Regions from separate parts of the Homo sapiens genome. Here region 2 is linked to region 1. The links are chromatin contacts, found by Hi-C or POLR2A ChIA-PET in ENCODE. All regions are on one chromosome and are shown on one strand. The core of a region is the stretch at or near the end of the contact, and the rest is flanking DNA. Distances in the headings are between cores, read along the strand shown.

Region 1 (5,726 bases), core at 1,208-3,707:
AGGGCTCACTGCAACCTCCGCCTCCCGGGTTCAAGCAATTCTCCCTGCCTCAGCCTCTCAAGTAGCTGGGATTACAGGTGCCAGCCATCACACCCGGCTAATTTTTGTATTTTTAGTAGAGATGGGGTTTCGCCATGTTGGCCCGGCTGGTCTTGAACTCCTGACCTCAGGTAGTCTGCCCGCCTCAACCTCCCAACCTGAGCACGTTTTTAAATTGAAAGAAGAAAAGAATCCTTCAGGTACTCAGGTTGAAAAGTTAATAATAAGCTATTTACAAAGGAGAAGAAAGTAATCTAATCTCTGATTTCTCTGCAATGCTAACTGCCAGAAAACAATGGAGCCAAATCTACAAATTTTTGATGGAAAACGATTGTGAATCTCAATTTTCTATCTAACCACGTTGTCACTGATTAATGAAGGCAACAGAAAGACATGCTCAGATAGGCAAGGACTCAGAAAATAGATTGGTCTATGGTCTCTTCTCGAAAACATTATTTGAAGACATACAATAACCAACTGATAAAAGAATCAAAATCAACAACACACACACAGGTGCACACACAACATACACCTTCATGCAGAAGAGCAGGAATTCCTTCAGTTTGGAACCATGTTCTGGAATTCAGTAGACTGTGATATCTGGGATATTGTATACTCAGAGACTAAGCTTACCCCTTGTGAGAAACATTGTTGCTTGCTAACATGTTTCCCTCCTTCCTCCTTTCCACCACAACCCCAACTTTGTTCATCTCCATCGCCTTACATAACCATGGGCATCAAAGGAAGGTAGCCTCATACCCAGACACCAAGTGGACTGTGACCGGTCTACCTCCCGGTCTGTGATTGGTTTAGGTATGCACATGTGACATAACCCCAGCCAATAAGACATGAGGAAAGCCTGTAGGGGAGACTTGGGGGAAAATTTTTCTCACTCTTAACTAGAGACACCTAGCAGGAGACAGGCTCATCTTCTCTTGCACTGCCATGTCCAGGAACTGCTGCAATCATCTCACAGCCATGAAGGGAGCTGGCTTGAGGACCCCCCCAATATATCTAGGATGGCAAAGCCAGAAGATGAAAAGAACCTGGGTCATTGCTGAAATTGTTGATTAGCTAAATTAACCAAACCTGGATCTGCAGTGTGACACTAGATGTATTTATTATTTAATACAAATGAGTCCAAATTTTCTGTCATTTACAGCCAAAAGCATCCTAAGTGACACAGTGCTGCAGTGTTAACTTAGCTATTCCTCCACTCGCTAGAGTCTAAGCAGTAGAGTCTACTGTTTCCACCTCTCTTTCAGTGCCAAGAAACATTTCTTGAGCCATATCCTTTAACCCACAGTTCATATGGAATCTCTTGCCTGATTTGATGGTCACTTATAACAATAACTGGTGCTGTTCTTGTCCAGATTTTTCTAACAATGGCTAAGCTTATTACATAGTGAAGATCCTGTGCCAAGAAAATTACTGAACAACTGTTCTTTTCTCTCCCTCTCCACAAAAGGAGTATTGCGTAGAATAACATAAATGAACTTTTTCATTGCTAAAGAACTTGAGAAATGGCTTTTGTGCATCTTTAAGTCTCATGTTAAATGACCTAACTCACTGAAATTTTTTTTAATGATGAAAGATAATAAATCACTTAGGGACTGACAATACATATCATTAAGTGCCTCTTCCTAAATTATTTGACCTATGAATATAAATGGCACTTAAAAATCAGCATATATTATCTCAACTATGTAAACGCATAGGAAAAAAACTAAAAAAAAAATTCACTAAATTGTTTCTGGTGATTTTGCACGTTGGGGCATGGTGATTATTATTTTCTTCTTTAAACTTACAAACACTGTATTCACTTTTGTCTGTCTTTTCTTTGTTTTATGAGTGCATGACCTTCCTTGACCCAGGAAGTACATGGCACCACCTCATTTTCCTAAAAGAGCAAAGTGGACCATTCCCCCTCCTCTCAGCTCTTCAGGGCAAGTATATTTTCTTTCCCAATTCAGATTTCCCTGAATTAGATTTACAACTTCTATTTCTAGCAAGATCTCCCACGCCAAGGCTGCAGAGTTGGCACCCCTCCCTCTGGCACCCTTGATGCGTTCACATGATCCAGACTTCTTCTACAGAGACTGTCCTACAATGGGCACCAAGTTCTGCCTATTTCGCCTCTGAGCTAATTCCCTCCAATAACTAGTTTCTTGATACTCCCCTTTGGAATCATTTTCCTGGCTTCTTTCCTGGATTACTTCTTTCATCCTGCCTAGAAACCCTTTATTCTTTGTGGTCAATTGAAGGGCAAAGGGGACATCCTCTAAGCCTTTCATCCTTATCCAAATGGGAGATTACCTTGCATTCATAGCATTCAAAATGTAAGACCCCTCAGGCGAGAAGATTGGCCTAGCACACAGGGCGTGTAGTTCAACTTGACAGTTCAGTGACCATGTGTACTTCTTAGATCAATGTGGTCCCAGGAAACTACCATGGCAAACTGCCTATTAGTTCTGCCTGTTCACTGTCAAGATCTCTCAGGAAAAGTGCTCTTAACTCTCTCCTGGTACATTTGTACCTGGAGGGCAGATTGAATTGACTTTGATCACTTGACATTCTGGCTCCTTACAAGTCTCTCTCTCCTTATCCTCCACAAGACACTGATCATCATTTGATTCCAAGATTGGTAGGACCCCTCTACCTGGGCAGATCCCAACTGTAACAGATACAAATAATCCTTTGTTTTGAAGATGGCTATTTTGATGTAGAGGAACAGAGGCTTGACTCAAATTAACTAAAGAAAAAGGGAATCAATTTTTAAAGATAAACATGAGGCAAAGGGGGATCAGAAATGGCATAAGAATTCAAGGACAGGTACCATAGTATGGCTGGGCACCAGGGGAAATCTGCAACTAGCAGAGACCACTCTCTCTAGGCATCTACCTATCTCTGGCAATGACCGCTCCATTCTCCTCCCTAACTGACCAGCTTTCTCTGCTTACCCATTCTTTCAAATTCCTCTAACTTTGGAATGCCTGTGGCTTGTGAGGGCCACTCAGGCCCCAGCCTAATGGCAACTCTTGATATAGAGATTTGGCTTTTGCCTTCAGTGTTCATTGGTCTAGTTTTAGAAAAGCTGCAATTTAAAAATAAATGTTTCAATTATAGAATTTAACACACAACACATACACACTACAGTAGAATACTAAAGCCCCACATACCCATCACCCAACTTCCAATTACTAATACTTTTCTTCTAAACTTCTGTCAAACTATGCATCTGACAAAGGTCTAATATCCAGCATCTATAAAAAGCCTGTGCAAATTTACAAGAAAAAAAAAACACTAAAAAGTTGGCAAAGGACATGAACAGAAGAAGACATACATAAGGCCAAAAAGCATATGAAGAAAAGCTCAATATCACTGACCATTAGAGAAATGCAAATCAAAACCGCAATGAGATACCATCTCACACCAATCAGAATGGCTATTAGTAAAAAGTCAAAAAATAACAGATGCTGGCAAGGTTGTGGAGAAAAGGGAAGACTTATATACACTGTTAGGCGTGTAAATTAGTCCAACTATTGTGGAAAGCAGTGTGGTATTCCTCATACAGCTAAAAACAGAACTGCCATTCAACCCAGCAATCCCATTACTGGATATATACCCAAAGGAATATAAGTCATTCTATCATAAAGACACATGCATGTGTGCATGTTCGTTGCAGCACTATTCACAATGGCCAAGATGTGGAATCAACCTAAATGCCCACCAATGTGGGCTGGATAAAGAAAATGTGGTATATATACATCATGGAATATCATGCAGCCATAAAAAAGAAAAAGATCATATCGTTTGCAGGAACACGGACAGAGCTGGAGGCCATTATCCTTAGCAAACTAATGCAGGAAAAGAAAACCAAGTACTGTGTGTTTTCACTTATAAGTGGGAGCTAAATGATGAGAACACATGGACAACTCGAACAACACACACTGGGGCCTACCTAAGAATGAAGGGTGGGAGGAGGGAGAGGAGCAGGAAAAAATAACTATTGAGTACTAGGTTTAGTACCTGGGTGACTAAATAATCTGTGCAACAAACAAATGCCCATGACACAAGTTTACCCATATAACAAACCTGCACATGTACCCCTGAATCTAAAATAAAAGGTTTTTTTAAATAAAAATAAACTTCTGTTTACCTCTCTCTTTTTTTTTTTTTATTTTAAAGCAAATCCCAGAAATCGTTTCATTTCACTTGTAAATACTTCTATTCAATTTCCGTATTTAAAGTCATTAGACCCTTTCAATCAGAAAGGAATCTGATTAGCCTGCCTCACCATTGTAAGCCCAGGCATACAAATGATCACTGGGCAGTCCATGGACTGGATGTCTTTGGATCAGGTGATCAACCCAGTTCAATCAAGAGTGGCTAGGCGGAACTGTGTTCATTATCACCAAATAACTGTGATGACACTGCTTCTCCACAAAGCCAACAGTTTTCAGTATAAGGAGGAATAGGCCTGGTACACACTGCACAACCTTGTTAAATCATCCCCAGATCACTGAGTTATCCACCAGGGCTGGGGCTAAGGTGAGGCAAAGGGGGGACTTGCTTCAGGCACAAAATTTAGGGGGAGCCAAAACGTTCAGTAATCAAGATAAATAACATTTTAATGCAATCCTTTAATGAATCAAAATTACTTTTAGAAAATCCACAGTGAAGAAAATATCAAAATGTTAAATAAGGACAGAAGTTGTCTACAAAAGTAATAAACTTGCTGCAGTGAATGACTGTCTTGTGTATTCAGGTACTTTACATACGTTAGAGCATTAACTCCTCATAACCCCATAAGAAAGGTTATGATTAGCTAGTCTTAGGAAAATTCTTGACATAAAATTGCATTTCAATCTATTCTTGGATAAAAAAGCATTTATTGGTGAAGTTAAATGTAAGGTATCAGAAACTCCATAGAGACTCCTACAAAAAAGTAACCATATTCTCCTTTTTTAAAACATCTTTTTCTCTTTTCCCAGTATGCCCAGTTCAACCATCTAACTTGCTTAGAAAAACAAGACTTTTCCAAGAGAAACAACATTTAAATCAAATAAAATCCTTACAACAACAGTGTTTTTAAACGTGATTGTTTCAAGATTCTGATATGCCCGACAGGCTGAGTTTTGAAACTTCGAGTTGGGACGCTTTATCACTCAGGGGACCGCTTCTTCAGGGGAATTTTATAGCTGCACTTTGAAAGTTGCAGGGAGAGGGTTTTTTGCCTTTGAGCTGTGATATCTCTTCAACAAAAAGGGGGTTTTCATTATTATTATTTACAGTGAAACCTAGTGACAGGCAGCTACTATTAATCATTCACTTATTCACCATTGGGGGTCCTCATGGTTTACAGCACTATGCTTGGGACACAACTACAAAATAAGATAACCAAAGTCCCTGCTTTCGTGGGACTCACATTTGGTTTTGTATTGTTTTGTTTTGTTTTTTACTTTTTTTTCCCTTAAACTCAGTGGGAAGAATGACCTTTGATTTTTAGTATTATGATAGGGCTTAGCATGGCATGTTGCATTTAGGACCTAATTTTCTTATATTAAAAAAATGTTAATTTGTGCAATTATAAGAAAAATGGGAAATACATTCAACTTCAACTAAAGTCTGAACGCACTAGAATATCCCCAAGTCAGTAACAATCCTTAGACCTATGTTACCATTCT
Region 2 (5,726 bases), core at 1,685-4,184, 67 kb after region 1:
TGGGTGACAAGTATAACAAGGCTGCTCCTAAAGGAGATGGGCAGGGAGGACCTCGTGGCTAAGCAGACTAGGCCCAATTAACACATCTAAGAAATTCAAGGAGGGCGCCTTGCTTGTAAATAAATATCAGACTTGGCCAGCAGAGGAAATGTACTCAGTCTTCCTGCTTTCCTCCTAAAATATCAAACCACATTGAGGGAACAGAGATTTGAGAGGAGGGAGAGTGAGTAGGGGAGAGAGGAATTTGGTGCCTGACATACTCTGGAGGAGGAGAGTACACTGAGGATAAGGACACTAAGGATTAATTCCACCCATCTCACAGTTAGCCTATGGCTGGGCCTAGATACTGCCAGAGATGCCTCAAGAAATAGAAAAACAAAGCCAGGTGCAGTCACTTACAGTGCCAGCTTAGGAGGCTGAAGGGGGAGGATCTCCTGAGGCCAGGAGTTAGAGACTGCAGTGAGCTATGATCTCACCTGTGAAGAGCCTCTGCACTCCAACCTGGGCAACAGAGAGAGACCCTGTCTCTACCAGGGGGAAGAAGAAAAAAAGAAGCAAAAACAAACAAACAAAAAACATTTCTTAATGGAGAATGTTTTATTTCTTTAGCATGGCATGGAGTTGCCCAGATCTGACTTCCTGCTACCTCTTTGGCGTCTATATTACAACTGTATTCTTATTTCTAAGTCTTTCACCATGGCAGGTCCTGGGGAAGAAACTATTCAAGAAAGATGTGAATAGCATGGGAGGACTCTGTGGGGAAACAAGAGAAGAGTTAAAAAGAAAGGTGAGGGCAAGCTTGGTATTTAGGCCAAAGGAGACTATTGCAAATACTCTCCATGAGGATTATTACAAATAGGAGCAGACAGCTGTTCTTTATCTCCCTGGAGGGCAGAACATGAGGAAATGAGTTTAAATGGCAGGACTAGGGATTTAGATCAGATAGAAAAGAACTTGCTGATTATGAGGATTGGTTAGTTATAGAGGGAATTTATGGAATCTCCTTCTCAGGAGATATTTAAGCACAGGATTGAAAACCATATACCTGGGGACACTTTAGATTTAATATTCCTTGATGCTAGAAAGAAAATAAAGATATTTTCTTCTAGATCTACGTGTTGGATGCGATTTTCTATCAATTAATGTCTCAGTTTCTTGATCTCCTAACTGTAATTAATTCACAAGCTCACTCTTTAAGCAGAGTGAACGATACTACCTTTAATTTAGAGAAGTCTTCAATCACTTTTTATCATTTTCAAATTTCATTCCTCCCCAGCCTCCACACAAAAGACTCTTCTTTTGCAGCAAAATTCTCCAGGAGGGGTGAGTTAGATGTTGTTAGAAGTCACGGGGAAAAGACTATATCAAGAATTAAAGTTTTTCACAATGTCCTGCCTACTACTTTCTTTCTATATTCCTGCAGTGTGGCCAACCTGTTTGTATATGGACTTTGGTTTTCTGTGGTATCTTCCCTGCCTTTGTGGCCCCTGAATAGGATGCAAAATCTGATAATAACTAAGAAGAAGAAGAAAAGCAAGAGGGAAAGAGAAATCAGGTGGAGGAGGAAGGCTGTCCTCCACAGCTATCGCTACAACCCTGAGTCAGAAACTGGACTTGAAGCTCTGGTTTGTTCAATGGCTAGACTTGCTACCTTAGTAGGTATATTAGTTGTGTTTCCCTTTAGTCAACACAGAGATAATCACTACTTCACAGGGTTATTAGGGTGAGCGTACTTAAAACAAGAAATGCGTAATAAAAGCTTTTTCAACTTTAAGGCTGCTCTGATGTGTAAGCAGAAAAAAAATCTAAGCGTGTAAGGAACACTGTTTCACAGAGCATAATAAAATGCTGAAGTTTTGAATTAGGTGTGCCCGTCCCAACTCATCAGGCAGTTTTCAACAACCCTCCATGGAACACACCATGTGTTCTTAAAGCAAAAGTCAAGCGCATACCCAAAAGTCCACCCAAGTCAGGTAAGAGGTTTTCATTAGAAGTAGCTCGGGAGGTGCCAATGTGTTCAGAGGCCTGAGGTTTCTCCAGGTTCCCAAGTGTAGCCCGATGAAAAGAGAAACAGCAAGCAGACAGACTAAGGTGTGATAAGGTAGGAGGCAAGAGACCAAGTCCCAGGGATCAGACAGATGCAGCTGGAACAGACGGAAACCCCAATGTGACTGTAAAGAAGGCAGGCTCCACTCTCTTTTCACTCAAATGCCCATATCATTATTTTATAAAACCATTAAACACAGAGGTTAAGATGAATGCCTTCGGCTTTCCTGGTGTCTATTGGTGTGTCTTTTTCTCTCAAAAAACAAAGCACCTCCCGGAGCATCTGGCCATTCATACCCTTCCCCCTTCTTCTCACCCTCCCCTCAGTTTCCATAAAAGGTTAATAGAAAACTTAATTCTTCAGATTAGAAACACTTCTTCTTTCTCCAGTGAGACTTCCCTTGTCAGTTCTCCATTTTTCTGACACAGTTCATCAGGTCATTGCTTTCCTAAAGGTTGGCATGTGTGCCTGTAGCTGGGTTTCTGCCTGAGCCAATCTGCTTATAATCAGTCTGTTTGGTTATTCTCTTCCTCTGAATATATGGGAACTCCACGACAGCAAGGACTTTCTGTTGCTCATGGCTATTTTACCAGTGCCTAGAATAGCGTTGGCATTTAACAATAGCTTAAAAAATCCATTGAATAAGTTGAGTGAAAGAACGAATACATGAGTGAACAAACCAAAAAAATTTAGCTGACACTAAACAGAGGCAAAAAGAAAAACCGAAACACATGTTAATTAATGTTTATTATCTGATAAGCAGAAGGAGGATAAAAAGATTATGGCTACGTGACCTTTGAATTTGTAATAACAGAACAGGAAGAAAAGAGTGAACTCTGAATCAAGAAAGCAAGCCTTCAGTCCTGGCCGCTGTGCCTGGGTAACTTTGAGCTTGTCACATCAGTTCTCTGGGCTCAGTTTTCTCGCTACGTAAAAAGGAAATGCTGATGCAGACTAGTAATTTTCCAAGGACTCCCTTTAAGAAACTGATTAAAAAAAAAAAAAAAAAAAAAAAAGCAAGGGTACGACTTTGCATAGAGATAGTGCATTTAAAGGCATTGACTTGCATTCCTTTCCCAAATCTTACCAGAATGACAGTAAATGGACTTTTAAAGGCATAAACACATGAAAACAAAGATAACAAAAGTAAAGATAACAGCAATAAAATATATTGGAAGCTGGTGAGGAAATGGGTGAGTAGCAACTGACTTGGCAGACTCAAGAGAGCCGAAACCTAAGCCAACAGTGGGAAAAACTGAGAAACAAGCAATTTATGTCGCCGAACCCTTAAAAAACTCAGGGAATGGTGGCATCAGGCACCTCTGGAAACCTCCCTTGAACATATGGCTATAAGCAAGAGGGGTTGGCTGAACTATATGAGAAGCAGAATAGTTCTCTACATTTCCTCCCTCGCTCCACTGGGCTGAGATCTGCCCTTCCTAATCCAGGAAGAAGACGGGAATTTTACTCTCTTAAGAGGAGGAAACTGAAGGTTCCAGAAATGATCAACACCAGGCACATTTGAGGGCAAGAGTACCACATTCAAAAGGGGGGGATTCGGCAAACATATATTAATACGTATTTTGGCTCACCTGGGCTTCTTTTGCTCAGCCTAAAAGGAGATAAAGCCAGATGGCCTTGCCTCATCTAGCAACAGTGAAACTCTGAATCAAGAAAGTAGGGTTCCAGTCCTACTTTGTAACAAATTTGTCTCCTGCAGAATTTGCCATGCGCTTCACTATTTGCATTCGGGAAAAGCGCCAGGATTATACCCTGGCCGGGAAGTCTGGATATTTGCTTTCCGGTGTCTATTTGCCAAATATAATTTGTTGCCATGTCAGTTTATTTTTATCAGTGCCCATTATAATGGTCTTTCAACAGCCAGTCCTATACCTTTCAAGCAGGAGGCAAAAAAACATATTTTATGGAAGCCTGAAGAGCTAAAGAGGAAAGATCCAATGATGAGGTATCAGGGATTCATCAATAAAATGGCCCAGTCAGATCATCTTAAAGAAGTTCACAATCAATACATCCCACCCACAGCTTAGAATTTCCTCATTCTTTTTTTTTCCTCATTCTTAAATAATCCTATATTAATATTCTCAGATGATACTGCACCCATGAAACAAGAATAGAACTTTTTTTAAAAGAAAAGAAATTCACAGGAAAAAAGTTATTAGAATTAAAAAAGTTATTGGAATTAAAAAATTTGAAGCCAGTATTAAAAACTCAGTAAAAAACTGAAAGATAAAGATGAGACAATCTCCCAGAAAATAAAGAAAGCAGACACATGGAAAACAGGAAAGAAAGGAAAATTAAAGGACAAGAGGTTCAACTTTCAAATAAAATGATTTCTAAAATGAGAGAAAACAGAAAAAAGGGGGTGAGAAAAAAATAAATCATTCTTAAAAATCTCAGTACTGAAAGATATGAGTTTCTAAACTGAAAGGGCCCAATTAGTGACCAGCATAATGTATAAACATACACCTAACTCAAGAGATATCATTGTAAAATTTCTTCCAGAAAGAAAAAACAGGTTATATACAAAAGGGATCAGGAATCTGCACAGCTCTGAACTTCTCAACAGCAATCCTCAGAGCTAGAAGACAATGAGGAGGGCTTTCAAAAGTCCGAAGGAAAAAGTGTCTATAATCTAACATTCTGTACCTTGCCAAACTGTCTACCAGGTGTTTCTGTTAAATGAGGATATTTTCAGACATGCAAGGTGTGAAAAACATTTGCGTCCTCTGTACGCTTTAAACCAGGAAGAAGAAAGGCAGGAGATACATGACACAGGACATCCACAACTCAAAAGAGAAGTGAAGGGAATGCACAGAATGGTAGCGAAGAAGATCATAGGAAGACAGCAGTGTCCAGAAATGGAGGGAACCGGTTCAGACAGGAGCAGGTCAGAGGCTCCAGGAAAGAGCTGAAGAAAAGGAATCAGTAGAACATTCCATATGTCTCAATGTATTAAAAGGAGATTGAGACAGCTGGCAGGGTCAGCAGAAGAATTAATGATAAATACATAGAAAATTAAGCTGATGACTGAGGAAGGAGAATGGCAGGAACCTGAGAGGCGGAGCTTGCAGTGAGCCAAGATTGCGCCATTGCACTCCAGCCCGGGTGACAGAGCGAGACTCCGTCTCAAAACAAAAAAAAGAAAAAAAAGAAAAGAAAATTAAGCTAATGGGGTAGGGTGGGGAAAGATAATAATTAATTCTAGGGAAAATTAAAAGTCATGCAGGATATTATACTACATGAGTTAACTGTGATTAGCATTTAGGTAGTCATAATAATGTAAACAGTAAATGCTGCTCTAACCAAAATGTCAGTATATTTCTATTAAGAGGATGGTGGGGGAAGGGGACATTTTCCATAACAGGAGGTCTAGAGCAAAGGTGTAAACCTGCAAAGTCAAAAAGCAGCAATATACTCAGGTTATTTAGAAGTATGGATTAACATCCAAAAGGATGAGCTAAGCGCCAAAAATAATGCTCTGGGGAGTGAGAAAAGAAGGTAAGGACAGTAGGGGTGTGATTTTTTTTTCATAATGAGTCTTGTAGGATTATTTCAACCTTTAAACTATTTGCATGTACTACTTTGATGAAGCTAAAAAGTTTTACTAGAAAATAAAAATAAAAGCATTTGTTCCTCCCTTCAAGAAAAAAACAGATAA

What was found. Hi-C counts contacts between places; a loop is a spot of excess contacts on that map. ChIA-PET counts read pairs that join two places held with the same protein, here RNA polymerase II (POLR2A). Pooled maps may share reads with other maps.
Region 2: a map of CD4-positive, alpha-beta T cell shows a loop between it and region 1 (5-fold over the local background). The contact joins two enhancer-like sites. A Hi-C loop is called at or near these places in 4 of 168 maps with a recorded cell type or tissue (CD4-positive, alpha-beta T cell, HepG2, PC-3 and 1 more) and 1 of 50 pooled maps. POLR2A ChIA-PET finds 5 or more read pairs at or near these places in 4 of 52 experiments (MCF 10A, Panc1 and WTC11).

What each region holds. Positions count from the first base shown.
Region 1 is chr1:91,620,707-91,626,432 of GRCh38, forward strand. No RefSeq gene overlaps it. Among named protein-coding and RNA genes, the nearest start is that of CDC7, 120 kb to the left of the region's middle. Within about 2 kb of position 2,458, at least 5 of the 41 ENCODE cell types and tissues checked have a DNase peak (open chromatin) inside an H3K27ac peak, as active enhancers do.
Region 2 is chr1:91,686,802-91,692,527 of GRCh38, forward strand. All of the region lies in intron 16 of TGFBR3 (transforming growth factor beta receptor 3), which reads right to left. Among named protein-coding and RNA genes, the nearest start is that of CDC7, 190 kb to the left of the region's middle. Within about 2 kb of position 2,935, at least 3 of the 41 ENCODE cell types and tissues checked have a DNase peak (open chromatin) inside an H3K27ac peak, as active enhancers do.